Regions from separate parts of the Mus musculus genome. Here region 2 is linked to region 1. A link is a contact called in ENCODE Hi-C data. All regions are on one chromosome and are shown on one strand. The core of a region is the stretch at or near the end of the contact, and the rest is flanking DNA. Distances in the headings are between cores, read along the strand shown.

What was found. A loop is a pair of places that touch in the nucleus more often than their neighbours do.
Region 2: a map of left cerebral cortex shows a loop between it and region 1 (3-fold over the local background). The contact joins the promoter of 4831407H17Rik here to the enhancer-like site in region 1. A Hi-C loop is called at or near these places in 1 of 37 maps with a recorded cell type or tissue (left cerebral cortex).

Annotation. Positions count from the first base shown.
Region 1 is chr14:30,280,070-30,287,693 of GRCm38, reverse strand. All of the region lies in intron 3 of Cacna1d (calcium channel, voltage-dependent, L type, alpha 1D subunit), which reads left to right. Among named protein-coding and RNA genes, the nearest start is that of Gm52107, 60 kb to the right of the region's middle. Within about 2 kb of position 3,094, at least 1 of the 3 ENCODE cell types and tissues checked has a DNase peak (open chromatin) inside an H3K27ac peak, as active enhancers do; it is left cerebral cortex, where a contact is called at or near this core.
Region 2 is chr14:30,454,356-30,461,979 of GRCm38, reverse strand. 4831407H17Rik (RIKEN cDNA 4831407H17 gene) reads right to left here and starts at 3,944. Exons shown (of 4, transcript NR_131095.1): 1 at 3,864-3,944; 2 at 1,973-2,038; 3 at 1,606-1,891. It also overlaps a transcript of Cacna1d not described here.

The DNA.
Region 1 (7,624 bases), core at 1,845-4,344:
CCTCAAGTGTCGTTTTTCCAGTTCATGAATATAGTATGCTTCTTTGAGTTATTTGCATGTATTATTATTACTTCATTTAAAGCAGGCTTATTGTTCTGGGTCACTGGAGACACAGTCAGTCTTTCCCCATTATATTTGATGTAGCTGGAAGCATTGTGTGGCCTTCTTTAGACTGAGGTTCCCCCAGTTCCTCTTGTTGCTAAGGTTACTGAATGGTTTTGCTGTGAGAAGTCCTGGATTTAATCAAATGACTTTTCTACCGCTATGGAGAGGTCACATGCTCTCTGTGCTTTATATCGTCTGCAGGGTATACTGCATGGTTTCCTCTTTGACTATAATCTCACCTTTTGGAGATATGTCTTACTTGATCATGGACAAAACTTGTGTATGTTTATATAAAGGATTCAGTGTCCTAGTACTTAGTGGATGATCATTTAAGATTTTTTTTTAAATCATTCATTTAATGTGTATGAGTGTTTCGCCTGCATGTGCACCGTGTATGTGCCTAGTGCCTATGGAGGTCAGAGAGCGTGGAACTGGAGTTGTGGATGGTTGTGAGCTGTTGTGTGGGTGCTGGGAACCGACCTGAGTCTTTGAGAAGGTTAGCAAGTGCTCTTACGTGCTGAGCCATCTCTCCAGTAGTTTGATGATATTTCTAATGCCTATATTCATAAATGATGTTAGTCTTTTTTTTTTTTTAGATATCTTTGGTGTTTTTATGTATTCCCTCTACTTCTGTCTTGTACTTATGAGGGATTGATATGAATTCTTTAAACAGTTGGAAGACTTTTCCAGGTAAGCAGTTTGGGCTTAGACTTTTCCCTGTAGGAAGTTTTAAAATTAATAATCAGTATTGCTATTTATTGCAGGCCTATTCTGACTTTCTATGTCCTGGATCTTCTTTTTGCCAGTATTTTCTCCTAAGAACTTGTCCATTCTATCTAGCATATGTTTGTTGGTAGAATGATTTCTACAGTTTTGTTCCATTTCTGCCTCAGTTTAGAAGGCTGTTTGTCGCTGACACAGACTTCTGGATTGTCAGTTACCTTCTTTAGCACTGCATTCTGCCGTGTGATCCCATGGCTCCTTCTGGGAAATCCATAATTATCAGAAACCATTATTCCTGATATATATTGCTTTCTTCTAGACTTTTCAATTGTCTCTAGTTTTTAGCAGCTCGATTATGATCTGTCTGGTGGTGGACTCTGCATTTCTTGGAACTGTAAATTTATCTTTCTCGCCAAATATGAGAACTTACAGTCTTTTATTTTTTTAAGTATTTTCCCTTCTTCTGAGATGCTGGAGCTGTGAATGTTAGACATGCTAGCATTCCCCACAGGTCTCGGAGGCTCTCTCTGCTCTTACACTGCTTTTCTCAGGTTTCTTTGGATAAGCTACTCCTCTACGTCAGGCTCACTCACTGTTTCTTCTGTCACCTCCATCGTGACATGGCATCCATCTGGTGACATTTGAAAAGTTTTGTCTTTATGTTTTTTTTTTTTTTTTGATCAGCTCTAGGATTTCTTTGTGTGTGAGGGGAGGATAAACTTACTATCCTTCTATCTGTACAAGACTATTCTGCCTTCCTAGAGATGCTCCCAGTAGTTCCTCTAAGTTCTTTGATTATTCTGATACCCATGTCATGAGGGTTGATTGCCCTTCCATTGCAAGCTGTCTTGCCTCAGTAAATTTGGGTTCTATTATGGGCATTCTTAAACATAGGTTGAACATATCTAATCTGAGAATCTGAAATCCAAAAATGCTCCAAAATGCAAAAATCTGAAAACGGACATAATAAGATATCATGGTAGAAAATCTCACATCTGTAGAGATGCACAGAACATACATATGATCATACATACGATCCCTTTAAATGCAAGGTCCAAAGGAAATGAAAACAAATGTTGTGCCTTAACTTGGATCTCATTCCAAAAGTACCGAGTTAAGTACATGGAGGTATTTACCCTCTGAAACATCCTGAGCGACCACTTCTGGTCCCAAGCCTAGCAATAAGGGACGCCACCGCTGTCTTCCGATGCTATCTATGGTTTGTCCATGTCTTATGCCGACAGGTAATTGAGCTCTTTGACTTTTCTTCTGTGGGCCGTCTCTGCTCAGTCTTATGATGCCTTTTGTGTCTGTTCTCCAGGCTGAAAGCTGGGAAGTGAGCTGTCCCAGAGTGGGAAATCTCAAGGCCACTGGCGCTGCTGTTTAGGGTCAGATCCCGAGCAGACAGTTGAGTGGGAACGATGGTACTTGGTTGTATAACCCTCCTGAGTTCCTCTCTGCAGGCGCTCTGATAATTTCCTATTTCCTCAAGCCCTTTCCCACCAACCTTTAGATAGAAAGTCAGAGCATGTAATTCTCTACTGGGATGGATTATTTTCTTTGTCTGTGTCCAGGATCAGGCAGTAAATAGCTAGGAAAAAAAAAAAAAAAAAAGCAATGGGATTTCACCCTGTGCCTTGGAGATGGTAGCTCTCCTTGGGAGATGCATTCTCTTGGAGTTTGGTGTCCACCCAGCTGATTGGCCCTGCTCTTTGGCCCTGCAGGTCCTGACTGGGTCTGGGTGGGAATGATCAAAAAAATCAAGGCTCTTGTGAGACCCCTGACTGTGGAGGTTTTTGGTTTTGTTTTGCTCCTTGGTCTAGGAAGCAAGGAGCTTTTCTTTTCTTTCTCTCTCTCTCTCTCTCTCTCTCTCTCTCTCTCTCTCTCTCTCTCTGTCTCTCTCTCTGTCTCTCTCTCTGTCTCTCTCTCTCTCTCTTTAATTTTGTCTATACACACTGCATGTTTTCGAGTGCCAGGCTGCCTTTGAATCTGCACTGGGTGATACCCGGAGACCAGGGTGAAAGAGGAGAATTGGGCACTATTCTGAAGGTATTCTGAGTTTGTTTCCATTCCCCAGTCTCCGTGTTCCCATTTACATTTCACAGTCCTTAGATGCCCTCTGTTTTCTGCCCAGCGTTTCATTGGCATGGACTGGGCCAAGGGTGGGGGTTCTTATCCGCTCTTGCCTGCAGCTGCAGCCCTCACATTAGAGTTAACACTGTTGTCTGTAACATAAACCCTGTGTGGGTGGGGATGGCTCACTAAGCTTGTTTCTGTGGATTTCTAGGATGCATTTCTAACGTGCACCACGACATGGTCAAATGCTGCTTGAGTTGAGATAAGCTTCCCTCCGATTTAACTCGGAGGATGGCACTCTGGAAAGGGCCAAAGAGCGACCGAGTTAGCCTGCGTGTGAGGCTGTTGGGGGTGAGAAGCAGCCATATGCATCGATAACTGGCAGGATGGTTGTGTCCCAGTCAGACCTGGTGACTGGTGCTGAAGCGTTGTTTTCGTAAACCTTACATATGCTTCCTTCTTCTCAGAGCCCTGCCTCCTCCTTCATGTCTTTTGCTAAGCTATCCCTCTCAACACCACCACATGGGAACCAGACCTTGGTGTATGTTGTGGTGGGACGAGCAGAGCACCAGGTGCGGACAGGAAGTTTTGGAAAAGGTAGCGTGCCTCGTCTTCAAGTGTTGTGAGCAGCACAGAACAGTCTGGGGCTGGGACCATCTGTGGCGGCTGTTGACTGAGAGCCGGGAGCTATAAAGGGAAATAAACATTCGACTTCCTTCTGAGCTTCAGTTTTTCACAGTATATCCCTAGATTATGCTTTGCTTATTTTAGAGTTAGCTCCTTAAACTAATGCTGCCCTCCTCCCCTCCTTCCTTCCCTTCCTCTCCCCTCTCCTCTCCTCCCTTGCCCTTCTCTCCCTTCCCCCCTTCCCTCCCTCTTTTCTCCTCCCCCTCCTCTTGTTTATTTATGTTTTTGAGACAGGATCGTGCTGTGTAGCTCAGGCTAGCCCCACACTCCCACTTTAATGGCTCGTGCTCAAAATTTGGTTTTCTTCACATTTTATGCTTTTATGTGCTTCTTCCTCTCAAGAAAGGCAGACTCCATCCGCGAGGCCACCTTAGTGCTGACATTGTGGTGTGTGCCACCAATACCCGGCTGAAGTCACTACAGTTTTGTTGGCATTTTTCTTTTCATGACATCAGTGACAAAATTAGGAAAGTGGAGGCCTTGATGAAGTACTTCGTGTTCCTGGTTTGTAATGTTTGGCTATAGTAAAGTATTTTTTTTTAACACTTATTATGAAAACATTTTTCGTTTGCTTTTGTTTATTCTACAGCTTAAAAAAAATCTCCTTTACATGCTCATCTTGATTATGTGTTTTTTTTTTTTAATTTTGTTTATATTTTGGTGTATGGATGTTCGTCTGTATGCATGAATGTATACCACATGCATGTTTGGTGCCTTTGAAGGTTGGAAGAGGGTACTGGGTCTCCTAGGATTGGAGTTAGATGTGATTGTGAACCAATTGTGGGTTCTGGGAAATGAATCTGGGTCCTCTGTAAGAACAGTGCTCTTAACCACTTAGCTGAGGTCTCCCTCCAGCCCCTTATTATTTATTTTTAAAAATTTTTGATGAGAAAAGGAAAATATAAACAGTCATTTAAGAAAGGAATGAGGCTATAGTTTGTGCCTCTCTTTAGTTTTTGTAGAAAGCAGCACTCCCATTGGGCCTCAGTGATCAGACACAGTCTACCTTTATGGTGCATAGAGTTCATCCTCCTTAAATAGTCTCGGCCATCGACCCCTTTCCTAAAGGTGGTTTAAGATGAGCATGAAGACTGGAATGGTCACAGATGCTCAGGGGTGCTTTGAGCACTTAGTGTGTGGGGTTTGTCGTTCTGGGTTCCCCTAGCCCTGCTTCACATAGATCCCATGCTGAGAAGCGGAGGGCTGGGCAAACACTGTGGCTCTCCCGTGTGAGCCCAACAGGGAGCCTCACAGTGAGCCCTGTGAGGACAGATTCACGCTTTCTCTTGTGGAGCTCTAAATGCACAAACCTTTAAACCAACTGGGAATTTGTCTTTACCCATTTGTTTCCAAAACATAACCTGAATTACCTGAGCCAAGCTAACAATGTACTGAGAGACAGTTTGTATTCTGCCCTTTTCAGGGGTGGTAAAAACTCAGAGAGAAGGCACGGAGGCTCTTGGCTTGCAATTGAACTTGGGTGCAGGCAATCTTTGAGTTGATAGTGAAGTTGATACTTCTGAAGGTAATTAACTCGAGAGACAGTTAAGTTGTGAACTCACACTGGCTATGGACTAAAGCTTTTCCCACTATGTGTCTCTCTAGTCCCACAGCAGGGGCACTAGCCAGAATGGTACACTTATGTTTGAAACATTGTAGTCTTTAAGTTTGAATTAAAGCAATGCCTTCCATTTGAGCATGTTTGTATACAAGTATCATTAGACTCTGTTCTTACTCATCTCCTTTCCTATTGGCCACCTCACTCCCTCCCATACCTTGCTGGCACTCTTCCTCTGTGTGTACAGTCCATCCTGCCTTCTGCTCTCCTGACACATAGATTTCATCACCCCATTTCCCTTTCTGTCTTCCCTGTGATGTCTTCTTCCCCTCTCCTGCCACTTTTTATTTTAATGCCCCCGCACCATAAATTTACATCTATGTTCTGCATATGAATGCTCAATATTTACCTTTTGAGTTTGAGTTCTTTTCCTTAATTTGATCTTCAGGTCTGCTGATTTCCTTACAAATGTCATAATTTAATCTTTCTTTATGTCTAAAACAATTCCATAGTGTATCACATTTCCCTTATACGTTCATCTGTTGATGGGCATCTGGGCTGGCTCTGTATCTTTGCTGTTGTGAACAGAAGAGTAATAGACATGGATATGTGTGTGTCTCTGTGGTGTGCTGACTTAGACGCCTGCAAGTATGTACGTAGGAAGGGTGTAGCTGGGTCATGGGGAGTTGAAGTTTTAGTTTTTTGAGTAAAGTCCAGATTTACTTCTGTTTTATGCTCCCACTAGCAGGAAATAAGGATCTCTTTTCTACACCTTTACCAGCACCTGTCCCGGCTAGGGTGAGGTAGATTCCCAAAGCAGTATTAATTTGCATTTCCCAGATGGCCCAAGGATGTTGAAGACTTTTCCAAATATTTATTTACCATTTATTGATTGGATAATTTCTTCTTTTAGTGTTTAGTTTTTACAGACCTTATTGTACCTTTGGTATTAATTCTCTCTCAGATGTGTAGTTGGTAAAGCAAAGACCTTTTTTTCTGTTCTGGAGGCTGTTTCTCCATTTTGGTAATTGTTTCCTTTGCTGTGCAGAAGGTTTTTAATCTCATGTAATTCCATTGCTTGGGTCTGATTATTTCCTGTGCTTTTAAAGTCCTTTTTTAAAAGAAAGTTTATGCCTATGTTTATTTATGATGCTTTGAATAAGAATGGCTCCCATAAGCTCATGTATTCTTGGTTCCCAGTTGGTGGAACTGTTTGGGAAGGATTGGGAGGTGTGGCCTTGAAGGAGATGTGTCACTGGGGAACAGGCTCTGAAGTTTTTTAAAATTTTTATATTATTTATTTAAACAATTTTTTATTAGATATTTTCTTCATTACAATTCAAATGCTATCCCAAAAGTCCCTTATACCCTTCCCCGCCCTGCTCCCCAACCCACCCACTCCTGCTTCCTGGCCCTGGCATTCCCCTGTATTGGGGGCATATAATCTTTTGTAAGACCAAGGGCCTCTCCTCCCAGTGATGGCCGATTAGGCCATCTTCTGCTACATATGCAGCTAGAGACACGAGCTCAGGGGGTACTGGTTAGTTCATATTGCTGTTCCTCCTATAGGGTTAAAGACCCCTCCAGCTCCTTGGGCACTTTTTCTAGCTCCTCCATTGGGGGCCCTGTGATCCATCCAATAGATGAATTTGAGCATCCACTTCTGTATTTGCTAGGCACTGGCATAGCCTCACAAGAGACAGCTATATCAGGGTCTTGTTGGCACATGCAATAGTGTCTGCGTTTGGTGGTTGATTATGGTATGAATCCTTGGATGGGACACAGACTCTGAGATTTTAAAAACCCACAGTTAGCTTGTTCTCGGCCCCATACTTGTAGATCCAGATGTAAGGTTTCTGCTACTGCTCCTGCCTGCCTGCTGCTGCGGTCTTGTCAAGGTGGTCATGGACTCACTCTCTGAAGCTGTGAGACCTAAAATAATTGCCTTTTTTTGTAAGTAGCCTTGGTCATTGTATTTTAATCACAGAAATAGAAAAAGTAGGGCACCTAAGTCTTAAAATGCCCTTCTGTACTTTCCTCTAGCAATGTCAAAGTTCCGAGTCCTTTATTAAGGCCCTTGAGCATTTGGAATTGTTCTTTTTCTGTAGAGTGAGAAATACAAATCTAGTTCATTTTTCTACAGTGGAGATAGTGAGTTTTTCCAGTACTATTTGTAGAAGCTACCCAGTGCATGTTTTAAGCCTTTGTTGAAAAGTTAGGAAGCTGTACCTGTGTGCATTTGTTTTTGGGTCCTCTCTTCTATGCCATTGACCTACATGTCTATTTCTGTGCCAGTACCATATTTTATTTTGATAGTATGACTCTGTAATGTAATTTAAGGTCAGGTATAGTGAAATTCCAGTTTTTTTTCTACTTAGGATTGTTTTGGATATTTGGGGTCTTTATAACTTTAATATGAATTTTAGGAACTTTTATATTTCTATGAATTATTGACATTTTTAATGACATTTTGGT
Region 2 (7,624 bases), core at 2,695-5,194, 170 kb before region 1:
TTTGCCTGCCTGAAACCACAGGGCAAAGTCTCTCTGTCCCCAAAGTTTACTTTATGTCTTAAGGTAAATGACTAATTGAATAAGGAATCCTGCTTACATTTGGCTTCTCCTTACCAGAAACAAAACTGGCTCTTTGTGTGGTTTACTTTTTAGTGTAGGTGAAGATTGCCATTAAGCAATTACTGTATAGTCTATGTTCAATCTCAATTTAATATCTTTTAAAATTAACATTATTTTATTTATTATTTTACACTCCAGATTTTATTTCCACCCCCCCATTCATCCTCTGACTGTTTCACATCCCATACCTCCTCCCCAAATCCCTGTCTCCATGAGGATGTCCCTACCCCCAACCCCCTAAACAATGTATATTTTTAAAAATAAAGTCTTACTATTGTAACCCTGGCCAGCCTGGAACTAACTCACTATGTAGGCTGGCCTTGAACTTGCAATAATCCTCCTGCCTCTGCTTTCCAGCTGCTAGGATTATAGGCACACATATCCACCCCTGACTCCAGATTGCATTTTTAATGGAAAATCTAATGACTTGATTTGTATTTTTGAGACATGAGATCCTGTAGCCCAGGCTGGCCTAGGGCTCCCTATGTAGCTGAGGATAGCCTTGAACTTTTTATTCTCCTGCCTATATCTCCTCCCCACATAGGTTCTGTGACTACATACAGGAGCATACCACTGTCCAGGTCTATCTGTCTGTCTGTCTGTCTTCCTTCCTGCCCCAGGGGACTGGACCTCGAGCGTCACACGTGCTAGGCAAACTCATAACTACAGGTCTCTACACCCAGCTAAAGCCTTCTTGAACTATGCATTTTGACAGAATCTTCTGTGGTTCAGAATAGTCTCAATTTCCTTTGTTGCTGGAGTCTGTCCTCTCATGCCCCATACTCCTAAGGTCCGGCATTATTGGCACGTGCTGCCACTCAATCTTTTTTTTTTTTTTTTAACTTTTATTCTTCTTTCATACATTACACCACCTCCCTCCACTCCTCCCAGTTCCTCCTCCTGCCTCCTCTCTCCCTTGGATCAACTCCTCCTCTATTTCCCTTTAAAACAAACAAACAAACAAAAAAGAGATATCCCACAGATATCCAACTAAGTGGGAGGAATGGGGTCCCAAGTACAGGAAAAAGAGTCAGACAACCCCCCTCCCCCTTTCCACTGTTAGGAGTCCCACAAGAACACCAAGCTACACAAACATAAGGTATATGCAGAGGACCTAGCTCAGACCCGTACAGCGTTAGTGCTTGCTTGTGCTTCAGTCTCTGTGAGGCCCCATGAACTCTGCTTAGTTGATTCGGTGGGCTGTGTTCTTGTGGTGTCCTTGACAGCTCTGGCTCCTACAATCTTTCTTCCCTGTCTTCCCTGATTTCAAGATCACAAGATCTGTGGGGCTCCCTAAGCTCCACCTAATGTTTGGATGCGGGTTTCTGCATCTGCTCCCCATCAGTTGCTTGATGATGGATGCCCCTTTGATGGCAACTGGGCTAGACTCTGATCTCCCAGTATAGCAGAACCTCATTAGGAATCATTTCACTGACTTTATTTTCAGTTATATTGGTTCTATTCTGGTTCTCTTGGCCGTCCTACCTTTGGTTCCCGGTCATCTAGGCAGTGTCAGGCGGCTGCCCCTCCTCCTGCTCCTCCTCCTGCGCCTCCTCCTGCTCCTGCTCCCCCTCCATCTCAGAGTTTTCTGGTTGTGATAAGTGAAATTATAATAAGATTTCCTTAAACTGCCAGATGGAAGAGCGGATAAAGATACATATTACCTTAGAGTGTGATGGTCTTAGCTCAGATGAAATGTTTCTTAAAAACTGAAGGACTCTGAGGACAAAATGTGTCCTCGCAGAAGATACAATGTATGGCAACTGTGGAGCTGCGGGCGGAAATGTCATTTGAGTGCCACTGGGGGGCGCAGCGGTACAGTGAGTAAGAGGAAGCCAGCGTCTACCGTTACCTCAACTTCGGCTCCCTTGAGACTTCCAACCGGCCACTTAATCTCCTTCTGGGTCAGTTTCCTTGTCTGCAAAATAGAGATATTCTTTTCTCACTGTATTTTGATGAGACTTAGATACGATAAAGTTCAAAGCACTTTTTAAAAGTGCACCGTGACCATTCAAATAAATGGGCTGGCGAGGACTGCCAAGATAGGAAACAGTAAGGGGCAAGGTAGAGAATTGGAGCATCCTGGCTTTGTGTATAAATTTTAATTCAACTATTTATAAGAGGTGTATTTTTTTTTTTTTGCTTCAAAGATAAAGAGCTGTGGTTATCTATAGAGAATAAAACTGCATGGTAGGGGAGGTTTCTACTTATTACACTATGTCTATTGAGAAGAGAAACGGTGTCTGGGCAATGGGGTTATGGACTTTGATTTCAGTATTATTTCCTCTTTAAAAAGCTAAACATAGTTTTTCAAGATCACAGAAAGGCCCTTGTGGTAGATTATTTTAGGTGAAGTGGAGATGTTATTGGTAAAGAGTAATCATGGCCCAGAGAAAGCAATCTTTTCAAGGCTGAGTCCCTAGGCACGGGAAGTACTGCAGGTTCATATGAGTCTTGGCATCCCTTGAATGTAGCAAACTAGGTGACAGGTTTTCTCTGCTAAGAAATCCCTTTCTCTGGCATAATATTGTTGGGAGATCATACTGTTGGCTGTGCTTGAGGGAGCTGTCTGATGCTCACACTAGAGCATTGGTCCAGAAAATTCCCCTTTCCCAAAGGTCTCCTTTTGTCCCATCTCTGGGCTGTCTTGTACTGTTTTCTTTGCTGAAGTTTTCTCTCTCCAATGGCTCTCCTCTATCTCTCTATCAACCTCAAGATAATTTCCTCCCCTTATTTACCAGTCTCAAAATAGTGAGTTTGATATGAGCTCCTTTTTTGCAAGCCTCCGGGAACACATTTCAGCATAGCAGGCGTGTGTTGTTACACCCCAGCTGTTATGTTAACATCTGTGCTCTGAGGTCACCATTCTCCTCCCCTCCTTCTCATCAAGCTAGTGACCACTAGCAGCTCTTGCCATTGCTATCCACATAGCTACATCCCATGGTCAAGCCAGAGGCTTCACTGTTTTGCATATTAAAAAAGAGGTCTAATTTATGTCCCATGAGACTCACTTTTCTAAAGCGTGCAACTTAGTATTTTTTCTTTTTCTTTTTTGAGACAGGTTTCTTTCTGTAGCCCAGGCTAGCCTTAACTTTATGGTCCTCCTGAGTGTTGGGCTCATAGGGACGAACCACCACATCCAGCTAGGTTTTTCATTCATTCATTCATAAATCTGTGGATACATCAGCAATTTCTAATCCCAGAATATTTTCCTAATCTCCAAAGGATATGCCAGATTCACTGCGTGTTACTCCAGTGCTCAGCCCTAGCTCCCGAAGCCATCGATCCACTGCCACCTGCTTGCATCTGCCCACCCCTGACATCTCTGTAATGACAGCACTATGCACACGACCTTGAGCTCCCATCTTTATCAGGGACAGCCCCCACTTCCTTCTTCTGCCTTTCTGAGCACCCTCTCTTTCCTATGCCTCCTGTCTTGGGGTACAGCTCTCAGTTTTTTCCATGCCTCCTCCTTCTCTTCTGATCCTCTTAATGTTGGGGAGCCTTTACCCCTCAGCTGAGGGATCTCTTTTCCCCAGCACTCCCCAGGCACCCCCAGGCTTGTAGATTTAAATGCTGTACATTGCCATTAACTCCTACACTTGAGCTTAGCCAGGAAATGACGTCATCAACTCCTAAATTTATACCCCTAGCAAGGACTTTCCCTCTACTTCCAGAACTTTTTGTTCATCTCCTCTCTGTTTCCCAACATGCACTGCACAGTCAGCATGCCCAGAACTGACCTTGGGGGTCACCCCCTGCCTCCAATGTCTTCCACCCACAGCTGCTTCTCTAGTTGCTCGGCTCAGAAACTTAGCAGCCATGCCTCACTTCCTCACACCCCCACTCCCTGCATTGCATCTATGTCACATTCTGCTGGCTCTTCTTCCAAAATGCACTCAGAACCTAGTTCCTCATTTTGTTCCTTGATGCTTTTTGTGCTTAGGGAAGCCTATCTGTTTTCATGTGTGTTGTGTGGATGTAGTGTATATAAAGGTGTGTGTGTGTGTGTGTGTGTGTGTGTGTGTGTGTGTGTGTATTTAGACAGGCTGGAGAAGGATTCAGGTGTCTTACTCTATGGCCAACCAGGTTATTTTTTGAGACAAAGTCTCTCACTGAACCTAAGGAAGGCTTGCTGTTTCAGCTACTCTGGCTGGCCAGTGAGTTCCCAGGATCAGCCTGTCGGTCTCTGCCCACCCTTCCTCCTCCCCGCCCCCGTGCTAGAGTTACAGGCATGGCTGTGCCAGCTTTTATGTGGGTGCTAGGGATTCAAATTCAGATTTTCTTGTCTCCATAGCCAGCGTGCTTATCCATCGAACCGTCTCCCTAGCCCATTGGGTAATGTATAAACAGCTGACGGGAGTTTCTGCCACCACCTCTATGGACATACTTAGCTTTAGAGATTGTTTTAAGACAAGTTAAGTCATGGCGTTCTTTGCTAAGAATCATTCAGTAGATCACCACATTGCTCAGAATAAAAGCCAAAGCGCACACATTGTCCATCCTGCGAGCAACGCTTTGCTCTCACGCCGTCAGACCCATCCCGCTAGTCTCTGCCTTGATGACCTGAGTCAGCCCCAGTGACCTCCTCACTCATCTCAGAGACACACCTCACAGTCTGCACTTACTGTCCTGCTTAGAGTGCTCTTCTCCACATGCCTCTTGTCCCTGTTGTTCAGTTCTTTGTTTATATGTGACTTAGTTAATCAAGTGCAACTCCACTCTCACTGATTAATTAGAGTCAGTGTCTTATGTATTCCAGACTGGTCTCTAAGTTGCTACATGCCCAAGAATGACCTTGAACCTCTGATCCTCCTGACTTCACCTCCCGTGTGCTAGAGTTACAGGTGTATATCACATACCTAGTTTATGAGATACAGGAAAACTGAACTCAGGGCTTTGGGCATGCTAGGTAACATGGTCAAATGAGCTATATCTGTACCTGACATGCACTGTTCATAATTGCAACTTGCTTTCAACTTTTCTTCCATATTCTCAATACAACTTTCTGTTCCTTTAACTGTTTTCACACACACACACACACACACACACACACACACATATAGATGCATACACAGGTACACACACATATGTGTACATAATGCATCTACATGTATACACATTTGCACACATGTTTGTTTTATTGAAATCCTTCCCCACTTGCCTGCAGACCTTATGAGTACAAGGGCTTCATTTTGTGCCCTGTTGTGTTCCTAGTCAATTGGTTCGTCTCTGCTTGATGTACACTGGCTGACTGTACACTGTGTGGAATGGTAGCAGCCTTCTATTTGCATCTTCTAACAACACAGCTCCTCCGACCTATGGGCTCATGTCGTGATTTCCAAGGGACATTTGCTCTGCACATCTTCCCTGAGGTCCTTGGGGAGTCAACATGCATCCCCATCTGTGAGCTTGGCATAGAAACTTCCTCTCCTCCAGATGTATGGATGCCAATTCTTGGGCAGAGATTGCAGGAGGAGAGGAGGTTATTTGGGGCATTATTCTTTGCTCACTGAAGCCGATGTGACAGGAGTTTGCTATGAACAAGGTTAGCAAGCACAGATACAAACGCTGGCTGGGAAGAGCTGCAAAGAGATTTCAGCGTGCAGTCCCTAATCATCTGACTGACCGCACTTGCCTTCTCTCTCCCTGCCCGCTGTTCCCTCCCTCCCTCCCTCCCTTCCTCCCTCCCTCCCTCCTCCTGCTCTCTCCTCTTTCCTTCCTTCTCCGCTCTGTCTCTTTCTCTCCTGTTTCCTCCCTCCCTCTCCTGCTCTGTCCTTCCCTCTGTTAGAATACCAAGGGCAGGGAAGTAGCAGATCTCCAGGGTTACAGAGTTAGTGGTGAAATCAGAGCCCAGACTCAGGTTTCTTAATCCTCGTTTCTTTTGGACAATATTGTATTGCCTTCCCAGCAGAGAAGGGCGCAATCAGGAAGACATTGCGTTAAACATTCCTGAAGACGTGAACTGCTTTGCTCTTGGAAACGTAGATCTAGTTGACAAGTGGCCAGAGTTTAACCACAGACTGAGAAACTTATTTTTGCCTTTAGCTTCTCTAACATTTCTAGTTTCCCTCTCTAACCTTCAGACACTTCACATGGCTGTTTATCTTAAACTATCATTCGCTCATTTGCTTGTAGAGAGCCTACTCTTCTACAGGTAAGAGAGGATGGAGAGGACAATTACAAGCTGTATTTTAAAAGTGATAAAACTCATTTGTAATATATAAATAGATATTTTATTTAATATACACATTTACATTTTATGGTGTAATATAATTTATATATAAAATCATAGCAGCTAATATTTTTGACCATATGTAATTCTCACTGGGGAAATAAATCATGGTGAGATACCATTCTCACACCTACTAGGATGGCTATAATAACAGCAATAATAACAATAATGATAGCATCAGACTGTAAGGGCTGACAAAGATGTGGAGAAATTGGAGCCTCATACATTGCGACCCAAAATGTTGTAGCCATTTTGGAAAATAATCTGGCAGTTCTTCAGGATGTTAAAATTACCATATAACATAGAAATTACCATATAACATAGAAATCCCATTTCCTGGCATGTGCAAGAAAATTGAAAACATACCTTCGCACACATACTTGTACACAGATACTTAAATAGAAGCTTTATTCCCAACAGCCAAAGGGAGGACATGACCCATATGTTTATCCTTTGATGTACAGATAAAGAAAACATGCTAGATCTATGTAATTTGATTATGCAAACACTAAAAGAAACGAAGCTCTGATACATGACATTGCAGTGGGCAGTGGGTGAATTTTGACTGCATCATGCTAAGATGCCAAACAGAAAAGGCTATATAGTATACATACATACACACACACACACACACACACACACACACACACACACACACACACACACACACGAGGTATTCAGAATAGGCATATCTATGAGGCAAAGTCCCTTATATCCCAGATTGGCTTCTAACTTGTAGTATAGTCAAAGCTGGCCTTGATTTCCCAATTTTCTTGCCTTCAGCTCTCAACTGCTGGAACTGCAGGCATGTGCCACTACATCTGGTGGGGAAGAAATATTCTGCAATTGGGCAGTGGTGTTTGTTGCAAAATCCTATGACTGTACTGAATCACACATTTTATAATGGTTAAAATGGCAAGTTTTATGTTATGAGAATTTCATCTTATTAAAAATGGTATTTTACAAGTTTTAAATGATATATAGTTGAATCAATTTGTTTAAACTTAGTTTCTGTGACATTTATTGTAAGCAAACTTTGATATTGAGTAATGTAAAGAAATTTCCTTTGGGGGTCTGGGGAGATGACTCAGTGATTAAGAACATTCGCTGCTGTTCCAGAGGACTGGGGTTTGATTGACAGGATCTACATGGCAGCTCACAAGCAACTGTAAGTCCAGCTCTGGGGGATCTAACACAGTCTTTTAAACTCTGCAGGCACCAGGTTCACATGTGGTATACAGAAATAAATGAGTGCATGTGCACATCCAT